Regions from separate parts of the Mus musculus genome. Here region 2 is linked to region 1. A link is a loop called in an ENCODE intact Hi-C map of the cell type or tissue named here. Cell type or tissue: gastrocnemius. All regions are shown on one strand. Links, peaks and the distances in the headings refer to the core of each region. The heading gives the core; the rest is flanking DNA. Region 1 holds the start of Slc8a3 (solute carrier family 8 (sodium/calcium exchanger), member 3). Region 2 overlaps Slc8a3 (solute carrier family 8 (sodium/calcium exchanger), member 3).

Region 1 (7,245 bases), core at 1,082-5,081:
CTTCCTACTAACCCTCCACCCATTTGCACCTTTTACCTCTCAATAGCGCCTTAGAAGCAAGCCTTTATTTTTACCAGGACACTGAATATCTAAAGTGCCACAGAACCATCAACTTGTGCACTTTAAACAAGTGGCTTGATTGCACGTAGTTATGTCTTAATAAAGTTTATCTAAAAAGAAAATATACCTCTAGAAACACCACCACCAAAAACAGCAATTTTCAATTTTTTAAATGTATTTTTTATGTTGACAGGGCATAGCAACACATTCATATTCTCTCTCTCCTCTCTCTCTCTCCCTCTCCCTCTCTCTCTCTCTCCTTCTCCCTCTCCCTCTCCCTCTCCCTCTCCCTCTCTCTCTCTCTCTCTCTCTCTCTCTGTCTCTCTCTCTCTGTCTCTCTCCACTCTGTCTCCTTGCTTCCCTGTCTCCCTCATTCCCTCCCTTCTACTTTTTTCTTCTCATTCTAACACAAAAAGTTTTAATGGAAACCTTTCCACGCCAAGACCCAGAATGCTGCATCAGCATCTTGTACATTTGAACTCAACAGCATCTGTGGTTGTCTGCACAAGCCAGTCAACATTTCAACTTGGAGGGTGGAGGATCCCCCCCCCACCACCAAAATTTTATATAGCATTGTATCATTGACTGTGGTTTATTTCCCCAATTTTGTTGAAAAAAATTTAAGTGATTTCAATTTTTCACTGTTCTGAGTACCACTACACACATCCTCACACGCATCTCTTCATTTACATCCCCAGTCACTGCCATATTCCAGGAAAATCACTGAGTCACAACAGCTCTCACTTTTATAAAAGATCTGAGGTATCTCTAAAAGTTACCTACCCCAGTTTGCACACATCCGTCCCTCTCATCTTGACTGAAGCCCATTTAGACTCTGTCCTGCTGTTCCATGCAGACAAGCACAAGGCCAATCCTGCTGCCTGATGGGTATGAAACCTTCACATGCCTTGAAGTCATTGAAATCCTACAATGCCAGAATCTGAGCTCTTAAAATCACCAAGATTCAAGGCCCATAAATTATCTGAAACCGCTCCTAGCAGTCCACAAGGAGCCCAAATTCAGGATAGGATCACCTTCTGACTTACTAAAGGAACACTGCACTGAGGGTCCCCACCCAAAGAGTATATTTCCTTCCAAGTTCGGGTGCTTTCTACCTCTTGCAGGTACAAGCTCTTTGGACCAAACCTTGTTAAAGAGGTCCTTCTCCCTGGTTGGTGTCAGGGAGCTGGAGGGTTGTACATGCTTTGTGGTATCACACTTTGCTGCTTGTCAGTAGGACTCTACTTGGTCTCCTCCTTTCCCATCCTTGACTCTGCTGCATGTCCTCTTAGGACAGCTGTTTAACTTCTAGACAACAAAGGTCAACCGAAAAGTGGAAGAGTAATTGTGTATATTTCATAGCCTTCTGTGAGGATGGTATCAAACAATGCAACCAAATTCACTGGCACTAACTCTGCTCAGGAGATAGGATACTGTCTGATTCCTCTTATGCTTGGCTTCAGACAGCAGAAGCAGTTTCTGTCCCATCTACACTGGGGTCTATGCAAAAGGCCAGCCTCCACTCTCATTTCACAGCTGCCTGATGACACCAATATGCTGAGGACACGCAATCCCATCCTTAGGCATGTCTGCCCACTCCTCCTGCCACCAGGACCACGCGTGACAAATATAGCAGAAATTACAGGCATCTGATTTAAGGCTGTGTGTGCACTACTCTCGAGCCAAGCCCCAAACCCTAGTTCTGATGCTGCATCAAAGGACCATCTCTGCCTTGGTCTCCAGGCCCAGAGTAAGCAGCAATTTGAAAGGCAGCCCCCTTTTATTTTTAGCTTTAAAAATCACCAAAGCCAACATAGCAGTGCTCACCCAAGCGTCTCTCACAAAGCTCTTGCTTGACTTGGGTTGAGAAAATGACAGGGTGAGTTCTGCACCAAGAAAGGGGGGGGGGGAATAAATGGGAGAGAAAAAGGAGTCGTCGTTGTCCCCCCCCCCCCACACACACACACACATTGCCAACCTCCATCCCCCTCGAGTCTTCCCCTAGGCCTGGGTGGACCTTGCCTGGGTAATCATTCCCTGCTATATTTAAAAACCACAATGTGTTTGGAGGGAACTTAATTTCGGGACTGCGGGCGGTGGCGTCTCCCGAGGACAAGAGGAAAGCCTGTGCCGAGCTTCTTGCCTGCTGCCGGGACTTCAGGACTACCAACTCCCGGGAATCCAGGTCAGGACTCCTTGCAGCTGCAGCCAGCTCCAATGCTCTAAGCTCCAGGCTCAACGGTTGGGTTGGTGGCTTCTTGGTAGGGCTTGCATCTGCATTCAATCTCCTGGGACTCTGCATGCTAGGTCCGTGCTTGGTGTCCCAGGCCCGCTGAGAAGCGCTGTGGAAAACTCCCCTCCGCTCCCGAGGCTAAATATGCGCGGCTTGTCATTCGGTGTAGCTGTCTCCCAGCTGATAGGGTGACGTCGAGTTTGGAGGCTTGGAGATTGGCTTTTTGATTTGGCTCCTTGCGGAGGCTTAATGGGCAAAGCTCTAGGCTCACCCAGAAACCAGCCCCTACGCTCGTCCCCTCTGAGCGCGGCGAGGCCGAGACGTCTCCGGTGGTGACAGTGGGCAAGGCTGAGCCGCGCGCTCCCAGCCCGGGGAAAGCCCGGGCGTCGCGGCAGCCAGCCCCCGCCGGGGTCCCTCCGAGCCGCCAGGGCGCGCCGCGCTGCTCTCCGTCCCACCCCTCCCATAGGGATCCCCAGGCGACCGCGGCCGGGACTCCGGGCCTTGCTTGGGCCACTCGGGCAGTCTCTGCTCCTTGGCTGGACGCCGCCGAGGGTCTGTACAACGCTCCCTGCGCCCTGGCCCCAGCGATCCTGCTCCAGATGCGCTGCCTGGTAGCCCCCTGACAGCTGCTAGCCCACAGCTCCGGGCGGCAGCCGCGGCGGACTGCCATGCCCTGGACGCCGCTGCAGCCGGCCCGCAGCCCGCGGGGGCGATGAGCCGCTGCGGCCCGTGAGGAGCTGGGCGGCGCGGGCATCGTGCACCTTCCTAGCCCGCCTCACTTGCCCATCGAGCTCTGGAGGCTGAGGGGAATCGGTGAGTAATGGGATGAGCCCACAATCCCCAAGCTCTGGAGGACCGCAGAGGCAGGGGACGCCTGCCAAGATCCCAAGCCTGATATTCTCCCGAGAGAGGGTCCCTGGTGAAGAATCATGATAAGTTATTTCTCAAGATCATTCGTATGCGCTGCCTTGCGGCGGGTTTAGTGCCAGAAAAGTGGGGGAGGGTGCCCGGGAAATATGTTGTATATGCGGTGTAGTGGGGGAAAATCTGGGAGGGTGTCTAAGCTAGAGTGCTGGGGGTGCTGCTAGAGATGCCTGTGAGCCATAGTACTGGAAACGTGTGTACAGTCCTGTTTTGGGTTTGATGACTTAGTGGCGGGGTAGCTCAATGAGGAAGCTTCATGGCGGTGCGTGTGTGTGTGTGTGTGTGTGTGTGTGTGTGTGTGTGTGTGTGTCGCGGGTGTCAGGGCGTGTGAGTTCTTGGAGCTGAGTGGCTAGGAGGGGGACCGCGTTATTCCCTAGGCGGACGCGCGCATGCGCGTGACACACACACACACACACACACACACACACACACGAACTCATGCGCGCACACGCATGCACGTACCCCAATCTCGGGACTCCATTGCTGCCTGCCCATAACTGCAGTCCCATTGTATCCCCTTCCCTCCAATCCCAGAGGGCTCTCCAGCCAAGAGCTACCTGGTGATCTGAGAAATCCAGGGCTGCCTGGAGAGCTGTGAAAAGTATATAACTAAGGTCCCCTCCTTTCTTCAACTCTCTCTCTCTCTCTCTCTCTCTCTCTCTCTCTCTCTCTCTCTCTCTCTCTCTCTCAGGCAGGAGCCCTCTTTTAAAGGCCAGGCTGCTTCTGCAAGCCCTGGCTGACCTGCCCTGAGGACCTGAGCCACACTGGGTCAGAGGATAAATAGGATTTGCTAGAGGGGTTTCAGGGAGGGAGGTAGTTTTTCTTTTTCATTCGTTGTGTTTTATTTTTAAAGGGGAAGGGGAGGGGATAGAACAAATGCCTTTAATGCAGTGCTGTAAATTTCCTCACTCACTGCTTGCCTCCTACCCTCTCCCTCTCTTTCTCTTTCTCTTTTGGCAATTAACAAACAAGCATCTGAATGTTTGGTGCTAAGGTTTCCCAGGCAGAAAGATTGAAATTGGGTGCAATTTATCAGAACTGTAGACTGCAGCTGGGCACCAGGTGCCCAGCTCCTGGGTGGTCAAGAAACTTCCAAAGGGGGAGGGCTGTGGATACACAATGGGAACACATTGGTCTTCTGGTGGGGTACCCAGAGGGAAGCCTGCAGGCCTCCAGCGACCTGGTGACTTGCAGCAGCTCCTGTGATTAATCTTTCACACCTGTTGTGCCCCATCCACTTGAGCTGTGCTCTTGTTTACCCCGGGTTTACAAATATAGTGGCCCTGCCATGCTCTTCCTGAAGTGGGGGGGATCGGTTCACTAATCCAGGGGCAGGTGACCTCCCGGAACGGGTCCTTCTCCCCACCTTCCCACCCTGCTGGCAGCCTCTGGCTGCTCATCTAACTTCAAGAGGAAGCTGCCTCTACAGTGAGGTCTTGCAGTGTTGCAAAAGAGGATGGTTAATGACCAGAGCTTTGGGTGACTGGATGGGGACTGGTCACCCTGGGTCTGCACTACATCACACAAGTCTCTTAAAATATATGAACTGTACTTGTGTGTGTGTGTGTGTGTGTGTGTGTGTGTGTGTGTGTGTGTGTGTGTAAGGAGCCTGAGCAGAGCCTGCATAACTGACACTTGATTGTAGAGATTCTTTCTTTACTTGAAGACCAGAAGGCCATGATGCAAGGCCCTCTCCATGGACTACTTATAGTTCTTCCCCCACCACCTCTAACATTCCTTACCCAAGAAAGCTTTCCATTCCTTCTCTGACCAGGCTAGATTTCCTTATTTCCTACATCCTTAATCTGAACCCACAACTTTGAAGTGATCTAAAATGGAACTGAATTTTACTGATGTGACTGAGCGATGGGGGGGGGGGGGTCGGTCGGGGAGGAGAAGCGCAGCTCTAGACAATGAGCTCCAGGAAGAGAAGAAAGAAGGTTTGCCTTCATCCACACTGTATCCCCAAGGCTTATCCTTGTGTCCCTAGCCAGCATAGAGTAGGCACTTGGACACTGTTTGGTTAAACTAATGGAATCAGAGGGATTTGTTACATCTTCCCCACCCGGGATGTCTTCTCCTCCCAGTAGGAGAAGGGAGAGAAGTTTTCTCGAATCAACTCTGATTTGTTGCTGTTGGCTTTGTTCTGTTTGTAAAATCAAGCCATGCCTGGCAGCAAATGTCTGTAATCTCACCAGGAGGATTATAAATTCAAAGCCTGTCTGGGCAATCTAGTGAGATCTCATCATTGACAACAACAACAACAACAACAACTGGTGTTTGGGGGAGGGGCAGAAAGCCAAGGGTGTGGCTCAATGGTGAAGCATCAGATTAGGGTGTTTATTTAATCTGTAGTACAAAAATAAAATCTTTTCACACTGGGCCCTTCCATGAGTTGACAGCCAGATTCACTTACCACAGCCCTCCTCTGTTCCTATACAGAACAGTTTGTGTGTGTGTGTGTGTGTGTGTGTGTGTGTGTGTGTGTGATCTCTGGTCACAATGATGGGTATTGCCCACAGGCATAGGTGGTACTGCTTCCCACCCTGCGTGGTACATCCATTGCCCACAATCAGGATTTGGAAGACATCACCGTCTTGATTTCTTTTCACATTACTAAGTTTGATAAGTAGAGAGGGGAAATTCTTCTCACTTGAGCCCCGTTGTTTTGCCTAGAGGGTGAAATATTTTCTCCAAAAGAGAGAGCCTTCAGTTCTCTCAGGGAGACATTTATTGAACAAGCAAGCTACCAGCAAGCACCTACTCTGCCAGACAAGAGCTAGGTACAGAAGCAAGCAAAATAAAATGGTTCCTTTCCTCATAAACATACATTCTAGCAACCACAACCAAGCAGTGTTTGGGCAATTACTGTATAAAGTGATTTCTGCCCCATGAGTGGCAATGGCAGATCAGTGGACGTAAATAGAAATGATCACCTCGCCTCCAGGTCTTGAGGCTCAGGGAACAGCTAAGCCAAAAAGGAAGGATGGGTTCAGGTTAGCTTTGCTGAAAGCTGGGAGAAGAGAAAGGGGTAGGGTCAAGCTGCAAGGGCTTGCACTTCATGCTGAGGAATTGCATGACATTTTTCCAGTGAGGCACTAGGAAGGTTTTAACTCCAGAAGTGAAGGATCAAATTGTTCTTTTATACAATATGCAGAAACTGGCAGAAACTGGAATGTAGAGCCAATGGGAAGTTTCTGTAGATCCCCAAGTGGGCTGGTGGAGAAAGGTGTTCCTCTCTCTGTTTTCATGTACAAACTTGACTGTTCTTGTACTTTTGGTTATGAGCCTAGTCCCTAGTGGCTCTCTCTAGCTCTACAATGTTCTTTCAAGGAAGACGATCCACTACTTTTCTTTAATTAGGTTGGTTTATGTTTGACAGTTCATATGTTCATGTGTCTTGAATAGACATTCTAAACCCAGCCCTGGGCAGAGAAGCCTCATAAGGAAGAAATGGCTGAGGAGGTGTAAGACATGCTTCTTGAGCACAGAACAAAACAAACCCAGAACTATGAGAAATGGGGAGGTCTTTGAGGATATAAAAGGAGAATGAGAAGGACTTACATTTATAGTAAATCTGTAGAGACCATGGAGCAAGGCTTCTAGATTTAAAAATTCACACGTGAATGAAGATAGATTTCTTTAAAGAACTGTATGGGGAGTGGAAAAATCAAATTGTAGGATCCTGGATACTTGGCTACTGTTCATAGAATCACACCTACTAAGAAAAAACTACTTCATTTCATCCTTGACGGATTATGGAACAGGCCAAGCAGATACTTGCCACTTGGATTTACAAGTAAGGTGGTCCTGGGTGCACAAAAGTGCTAGGTCATATAAGGACTGGATCCAGAAGTAGGGCTAGAAGCTAATTCTACCCTGGCTTCCAGAAGGTCCTTTCTAAATCCCTTGATTGGAGACAGCCTCAGTGTCCTGTAGAAAGGAGAAGACTGTGATGCAGTCAGCGCTCCTTCTCTGCATCGAACCTGTTCCACTCAGCTCCTCTTTCAACCCTGTCACTACTCTCA
Region 2 (7,245 bases), core at 1,037-5,036, 88 kb after region 1:
TGTCTTCATAACTCAAGATCTACTTGAACAAAATCTCGTAAACAGCTATACACGATCTGAATCACATTCACCGTCATCTCAGACGTTCGGACCATTCCGTACCTAGCAACTGTAAAGTGCAGTTCCTTTGGAAAAAGCACACATTGTATTCAAGAGTCAGGATTAGAAGTTTTATTTCACCTCTGGTTTGGTAAATGTACCAACAGACGTTCTCAGGCAGTCATGCATGTGTGGTCATACAGATGGAGACTAGATGTATCACGGACACTGTGCGTGAGTTCTCAGGAGGTGCCCAGCTCCTTTTTTTCTTGACCCAATGCCTCCCAATGGGACCTGGGACTTGCTTGTTTTAGGCTGGCTTCCCAGTGAGTCTCAAAGATCCACCTGACTTTGTCTTCTCAGGGCTGGGACTACAGGCACGTGCAACTGAGCTTAGTTTTTCTACATGGAGATGAAACTTGGGTCCCCCCTCCTCTTTTTTTTTTAATCAGCCATTAATCTTGAAGCCCTGCAGTTATTTATGTACTTTCTGTCCCTGGGTAGAAGTGATCTGCTAAGCTGGACACCCTCTAGCCGCCTCCTCGGAACAACTGTCTGCGACTAAATCACCCTCTGAAGTTTTGTCCACACAGACTAGAGCGGCTGGCCCAGGTATAAGCCTGACCTCACAAGCACTATCTTCTCAGTACCCTTTGACACCGCAGCCCAGTTACTTATTTCAAGGGATAGCAAATATAGTGTTGGTGTCTCTTCAGGACAATTGAATTGGGTGATTTATGTAGTCATCTATAAAACACAAAGAAGAAGAAAAAAAGATAAAGCACAGGGAGGTTTTGTTTTGTTTGTTTTTCCTCTAGGTAGCCGTGCCTGTCCTGGAACTTGCTATGTAGACCAGGCTGTCCCTGAACTCACAGGGATTCACCTACCTCTGCCTCCCAAGTACTGAGCTTAAAGGTGTGTGCCGTCCTGCTCAGCCCCATGGGGGTTTTGTACTATTAAAGATGGTCTGTTTCTAAATGCATACTCGAGACCATAGGTAAGTTGGCACAGGGTTCTAATGTATTAACATTGTGTTGAGAGGTTCTTGTGCATAAGGAACTCTGGCACGGGGCTGTGATTAGCATGAGCAGTAGTTTCTGTCTTTATTAGCTTTGCTAGCACTTTCATAGTCCAATGTCTTAGACAAAGAAACACCATGACCAAGAAAAGAGAGAAAGGGAGGGAGGGAGGGAGGGAGGGAGGGAGGGAGGGAGGGAGGGAGGGAGGAAGAGATACAGAGAGAGAGAGAGGAAGGAAGAAAGGAAGGAAGGAAGGAAGGAGAGGGAGGGAGGGAGGGAGAGAGAGAGAGAGAGAGAGAGAGAGAGAGAGAGAGAGAGAAAGAAAAAAGAAAGGAAGGAAGGAAGGAAGGAAGGAAGGAAGGAAGGAAGGAAGGAAGGAAGAAGATAGGTATTTAATTAGGAGCCTGTTTCAGAGGATGGATCCATAATCATCATGGCAGGGAACATGGCAGCATGTAGGGCACTGGAGCAGAGCAGTAGCTAAGAACTTGCATCTGATGCACAAGTCTGAGACAGATAGATGACAGACACACACACACACACACACACACACACACACACACACATAGAGAGAGAGAGAGAGAGAGAGAGAGAGAGAGAGAGAGAGAGAGAGAGAGAATTTGAAGAAAATTTAAGTATATTCCATAAAGCCACTGATCTAATCCATGGAAGAACTAAAGTTTGAAATGAAATCCATTTGATTCTACAACTATTCAGGGACTGTCAGACTAGCCCTGTACACAAAGAGAGTAAGGATAGTCCTGCGGTCTCTGTTGTGTATGCTTCTTTCCTTTCAAAACATTAAAAGTGTAAAAACGACTTTGGATTCACAAGTCTGGCAAAAGCCAGCTCCTGGCCAAATTGGTGCATGGTTTTGTGATCCCCATTTTTTATCCAGGAAAAAAAAAACCACTAGTCCTTCAGATGTAAATATAACTACATTGGCAGTGGGAACTCACAAGAAATTGCTAAGGGCCTTGGAGAGAAAGCAGAAACTACAGCAGGAGCCATCCCGGCCGGGTGACGTGAGATCGGACACCAGGGAGCCACGAGGCATTTGTGCCAACAAAGGTTTCAGCTTTCTCTTTGAGAATATTTGAGGAACATCATGGCTCTAGCAGCCAGGGCTGGAGGGAAATGATTCTCCAAGGGAAAGAACCTGCAGGGAAGAAAATGTCTTTGCATCTAGAGACCTTTCTCCTCGGCACTTTTTTGTTGTTGTTGTTTTGATCATCAACAAACCCTGGAGTCAGCAGCTTTTTATTTTTATACTTTAATATTTTTTTCCAACTGCTGAGTGTCTGTTTGAGAGACTCCGGTGGTAAATATTTATCTCAAGCCTAAAATAAACTGTGGTTCCCTTGCCACATCCACGTAGGGTGGCTCTCGGAATGTTGCTGACCAGGGCGGCTGACTGTCGCCAGGCAGTGCAGTCTCCGGATGTAGGTTGAACCCCTTCCAGAAAAAGTTGCTGGGTAAAGGAGATTCTTGGGACTCCCCACTGTCCCCATGTAACCAACACCTCCATCTCCTCTCTACACGGTCCCCTGCTCTCCTCCTTTTCCTGGCACAGACATATCCTTTTGCCTGGCAAAAGGATTCTTGTTTCCATGGAAGCCTCATTAAATCTACATCTTGCTCAGTTTGGGTTTGATCACAGCTGCCAGAAGTATTTTTAGTCCATGCAGTTGTGTAATGAGATGTGAATTGGAGAGGAGGAATATACCTAATGGACAGAGAGTGTGTACATATACATACATACATACATACATACATACATACATACATACATACATACACACACACACGTGTGTGTGTGTGTGTGTGTGTGTGTGTAAAACTTGGAAAAAGAGGGTTTGAAGGAAGGGAGAATGGTGGGGCACTTCTCTTGGGCAGCTGAAGCTGTGGTATCCTGCCTTGATGCTTCCCATTGGAAGCCAGCCCAGGGGCACTTGCCACAACAACTGTTGTGGTCATATGTCCAGGGAACCTCTGACCTCCCTTTCCATGAGCTCAGTTGGCTCCAGCCAGGGTGACACTTAAGCTGAAGTATGAGTGCCATCATTGGGTTTCCCTCTACAGAGCTGAGGACAAGCAAGAGTAGTTGCTGGGCCCAGGACTGGGGCTCAGGATCTGCAGTGTGGGGCAGAAGCAGATCAGAGCCATAGAGAGAAAAGTGTTAAGATATTAGAGGCTTGTGCACAAAGACAGGATTGGCACTGGAAGCCAGTACCAAGTGCACACTTTGGCTGCTCAGGTTCTGAAAGCTCTATGGTTGTGCTCTGCCCTGAACCAGCATGTCAGAAAAGCTCCTTAGGCTGTCTGAGACAACTATAGTTGTTGGACTATGTGTGGACATATGTATAAGTGTGTGTGCATGTGCCTGCATGTGCGTGCGTGTGTGTGTGTGTGTGTGTGTGTGTGTGTGTGTGTAAGGAGGTCATTCGGTGTTATAGGTTTTCTATTCATATTAATTTGTTTTCTTTCTGTGAGTTTGGGCCTTGGCCAGTGACGATATCTCCCCACTGATACAAAATCTGAGACAGAGCAGTTGAGAAGTTTAGTCACAGTGGCCAAACAAGCTTGTGGTGGGACTAGGCTCGGTACCCAAGTGACTTGACTGGAGAGTCAGCAGACAGAAAGTGGCATAGTCCTCCTGGAAGTCACACACTTTAAACTGCTTTCACTATGCAGAACCATTTACAGTGGCTTTGTATGGATGAACTGAAAGGCATGTAGATGTGTCCCTGAAGTCTCATTCATCCTCAAAGAGATGTTTTGTTTTGTTTTGTTTTATAAAAGATTTTCTGAGGGCGGTACCTATAGCTATCAAGTCTTTACCATTGAGATTCTCCTGAGTCCAGATCTGATTCTGGCCCAGTCCCTCTGCCCACTGACTTCCCGTTGGCTTTTACAGCCTCTCTTGGGCCTCGGGGCCTCCCAGTATTTCTGCAAGATGGTGTCTCACCTTCCCTTTACTGCAGCAGGCATTTCTGACCTATTCTGAGGCCACATACCTCTTGCCTCTTTCTCAGGACACTGAGAAAGCATTTAACTTTCTACACATTCCCGTCTACTTCTCCAAAGGGCACCATGGCAGCCTGCTGGCCTCCTTAACCAGCAGCCTCCAATTATCTCTTTGTTGACCTGACTCTCTTCAAGGACTTGACTTTCTCTGGACTTGCCAGCTGCCTTACTCACGTCAAAAAAAAAAAAAAAAAAGTAACATAGAATTCAACAAATGGAGTGATGACACATCTGTTGAGCCTGCAGGCCACAAGTAGGGCAGGGAGGAATCTGTTTTCATGGTCAACATGACAGCTCAAAAGATCAAAGGTCACGACAGAAGTAAATGCCTTCTTCTTCTCAGATAGAGAAACTGAGGCAGAGAAGGACGCTGGCAGGGATTCAGATCTCTGGCTTTATTGTCAATACTCAATCTACTCAACATGGTGTCTGATCTCTATAGGAAGTGTGTCTTCTCAGCTTAGCCATAAGCTTATCCAGAGACCTTTCAGGGCATCTAGGGACCATAGAACAATCTCCAGAAAAGGTCCTGAGGACAAGGATACCCAAAGTGAACTTCCTGAAGTTCCAAGCTCTGGAGTAAGCATGCTGGGTCCTAGGAGCAGTTGGGGACTTGTTTGCTAATCCCGCATGGAGCTAGTATGGGGTGCAGTGAGGTTTGAATTTAGGTCTCTAGAGTGTATCTTCTCCGTACCCTGTGATGAAGGATGGGTGCTTTGAGAACAGATTACAAACAAGCAAACTGAGACCCACAGTACAATCAGTTAGTTCAAGGTCACCTCACTGAGCTAAGAGGGAGAATGCTGCTTTATGTCCGACTCCTGAGAGCCTGTCTTGTCACTTACAATACTCCTGCACTGGCTTCATTTCCTTTCCATCAGATGGGAGCGATAACACCCGTCTCACATGGACGTTGTAAGGGGGACAAAGATAAAAGAAGAGAAAGTGCTTTGAAAATGTAAGCCAGCTCCGCAGATGAGAATGACTCTTGTCACTATCATAGACTGCCAGCCCCTGGGGCTTTGCTGAGCAGGTCTACCCTTTCCACCAGCACCAAAGAACACAATCTGTCTTCAACCGAGCCCCACCCTCTCCGTATGCCTCCTTGCCGGGCAGCCATTTAGTTCATGTTGCATCCTTTCTTGTTGCTGAAGAAATGCAGAACCCTAAATCTGACTCTCAGCATGTTGTAGATAAAGGGAAATACATTGTTTCCCACGGTGCCCTTTGGAAACATTCCTTTTTGGAATCAACTGTACATGCCATTTTCTTCCTAAAATATAAGGTATCTCATTGACGGGGATGCTTTCTGTCTTATGACTGAGAAATGAGAAAGGAAACCAGCATTTCCTTAGCACCGCTATATGTGGATGTTAGCTGACTGTTGGTTATGGCTTCAGTGCAATACGAACCTTAGTATTCCCAAATGTTAGTTTCCACAGACACGTGACAGCAGGACAGAGATTTGAACCCGTGTCTCCAGAACCACCATCTTTCTACCATGGCCTTCTACTGGAGGAGAGTCCCTGGAAAGGAGCTTCTGGGAAAAAAAATGTATGGCAAGGGCAAGGACAGAGGCACATTCAGAACTAGATGGGCCCCTGAACAAGTGGCCCATGCCGGCCCATCAGCCATCCTTACTGGGCTTTATACAGGAGAGCTGTGCTCTCCAGCAGCATGCTGGCAGGAGGCTTAGCAAGGAACAATCTGTCAGGTTGCACTTAGATTCCAGCCAGGGCATTAGTTAGGACACATACTAGTGTGTGCGTCATAAGGACAGAGGGGGGAGGGTGGCAAAAGACTCAAGAGCCATTTTCATCACCAAATCCTGAGCCAAGAGGCTTTCAAAGCAGGGGCAGCTGACAAATGAGCTTATCAGAGTCAGGGAGGCTCACCTCAGCTCCTTCATCAAGTACATCAGGGCAGCTCTTGCAAGAGTGACCCTGCCTTGGGCCATGTATTTATCAGAGCAAACCTGTCAGTTCTACAGCAGCCTGTTTGTTTAGGGATGAGCCTGACATGACTCTCTGAGAAAGCATAGCTAAGGACAAAGTGCTGCTGGGCTTATCTTCCCCGATCCCATCCTCTCTGTAGAAGGCAGATACTATGGGATGTCTCCAGCCAGCAAATGGGAAAAGCAGGACCCAAACGAGTAATATTGTTTTCCTAAGGCAACCTAGCTGGTTTATCAGTGTCCAAATACATTATTTCATCTTTTATACCCAATGCTCTATGCACCATGCAAATAGGAAATCAATCACATGACCAAGACGATTGCTGATAAGCATGCTGCAGTCTCTCCCATCTGGTCTTCCCAGATTAAGCTTGAGGAAAGCCAATTAATTAGTCAATTGTTAGAAATAGTCTGCGGGATAGTTGACCTAATGCCAAAGGAACAAACTCAGGCTCAGTATATGGTCAGAATGCATGGGAAGCTATCATTTCATGCTGCAGTGCTAACATGGGACCCTCCTAGCACCTGTGACAAGTGTAACATGTGATCAGTCACCACGCCCCTAAATCCCATAATGACAAATGTTATTTCAGGCTGAAAACAGAAGATAGTTTATGAAGGCCATTATTGAATGCAGAATCCTGAATCCACTACTAGCTGTAGAGACTTGAATAAGGTGGCAGGTGTTGTTTGAGAAGACTCATTGGCTGCAAAAGGCAGAAAATGAAACTTTGACTTCACTTCTGAGAGGAGAGATTCAGTGGCCCCATGCTAAAGGCTGAGGAGAAAAGTGGCGGCGATGACCAGAGCTTGGATCTCGTCCATCTCCAGGGGTCTTTCCACTCCTCCCATGCCAGCCTTTGTCTCTCGGACTTGCTTCCTCTATCAGAGTGGAGACACAGCTCTAACCAGTCACCGGACCACATCTACAGCTTAAAGATGGCATGGTCTTTGGGTCAGACATTGCTTAGAAAGGCCGCTCCTATTTGAAACACACAGAGGAGGATTCGAGAAATGAATAGAGTCCACATTAGAAAGCCCAGAGGAAGGAGTGTGTCCAGAGTAATGAACAATAATCCTGTCTTCTCTCTCGGGGAGGGTTTGGTGTAATCGTGGTGAACTGGATACCCAAACACCTGACAGAAACAAAGGAAAAACATTATTTGGGGTTCATAGTTTCAGTTCATCAGAGTGGAGAAGGCGGGA

What was found. Hi-C counts contacts between places; a loop is a spot of excess contacts. Peaks named below come from ENCODE experiments on the same cell type or tissue, not always from the same donor. Only the 100,000 strongest peaks of a DNase experiment are listed, where the experiment ranks them.
Region 2: a loop joins it to region 1, with 6 times the contacts of the local background. A loop is called at or near these places in 3 of 42 quality-filtered maps.

Annotation. Positions count from the first base shown.
Region 1 is chr12:81,328,502-81,335,746 of GRCm38, reverse strand. Slc8a3 (solute carrier family 8 (sodium/calcium exchanger), member 3) reads left to right here and starts at 2,567. Exons shown (of 7, transcript NM_001167920.1): 1 at 2,567-3,106. In gastrocnemius, for the core only: a CTCF peak has its summit at 2,723; DNase peaks (open chromatin) are centred at 2,771, 3,147, 3,597, 4,498 and 1 more place; H3K4me3 peaks cover 3,265 bases; H3K27ac peaks cover 3,209 bases.
Region 2 is chr12:81,240,475-81,247,719 of GRCm38, reverse strand. All of the region lies in intron 2 of Slc8a3 (solute carrier family 8 (sodium/calcium exchanger), member 3), which reads left to right. Gm3693 (predicted gene 3693) reads right to left here. Exons shown (of 2, transcript NR_152198.1): 2 at 4,462-7,175. Among named protein-coding and RNA genes, the nearest start is that of Gm3693, 16 kb to the right of the region's middle. In gastrocnemius, for the core only: no CTCF peak of the experiment used is centred there; a DNase peak (open chromatin) is centred at 3,033; H3K4me3 peaks cover 1,177 bases; H3K27ac peaks cover 3,831 bases.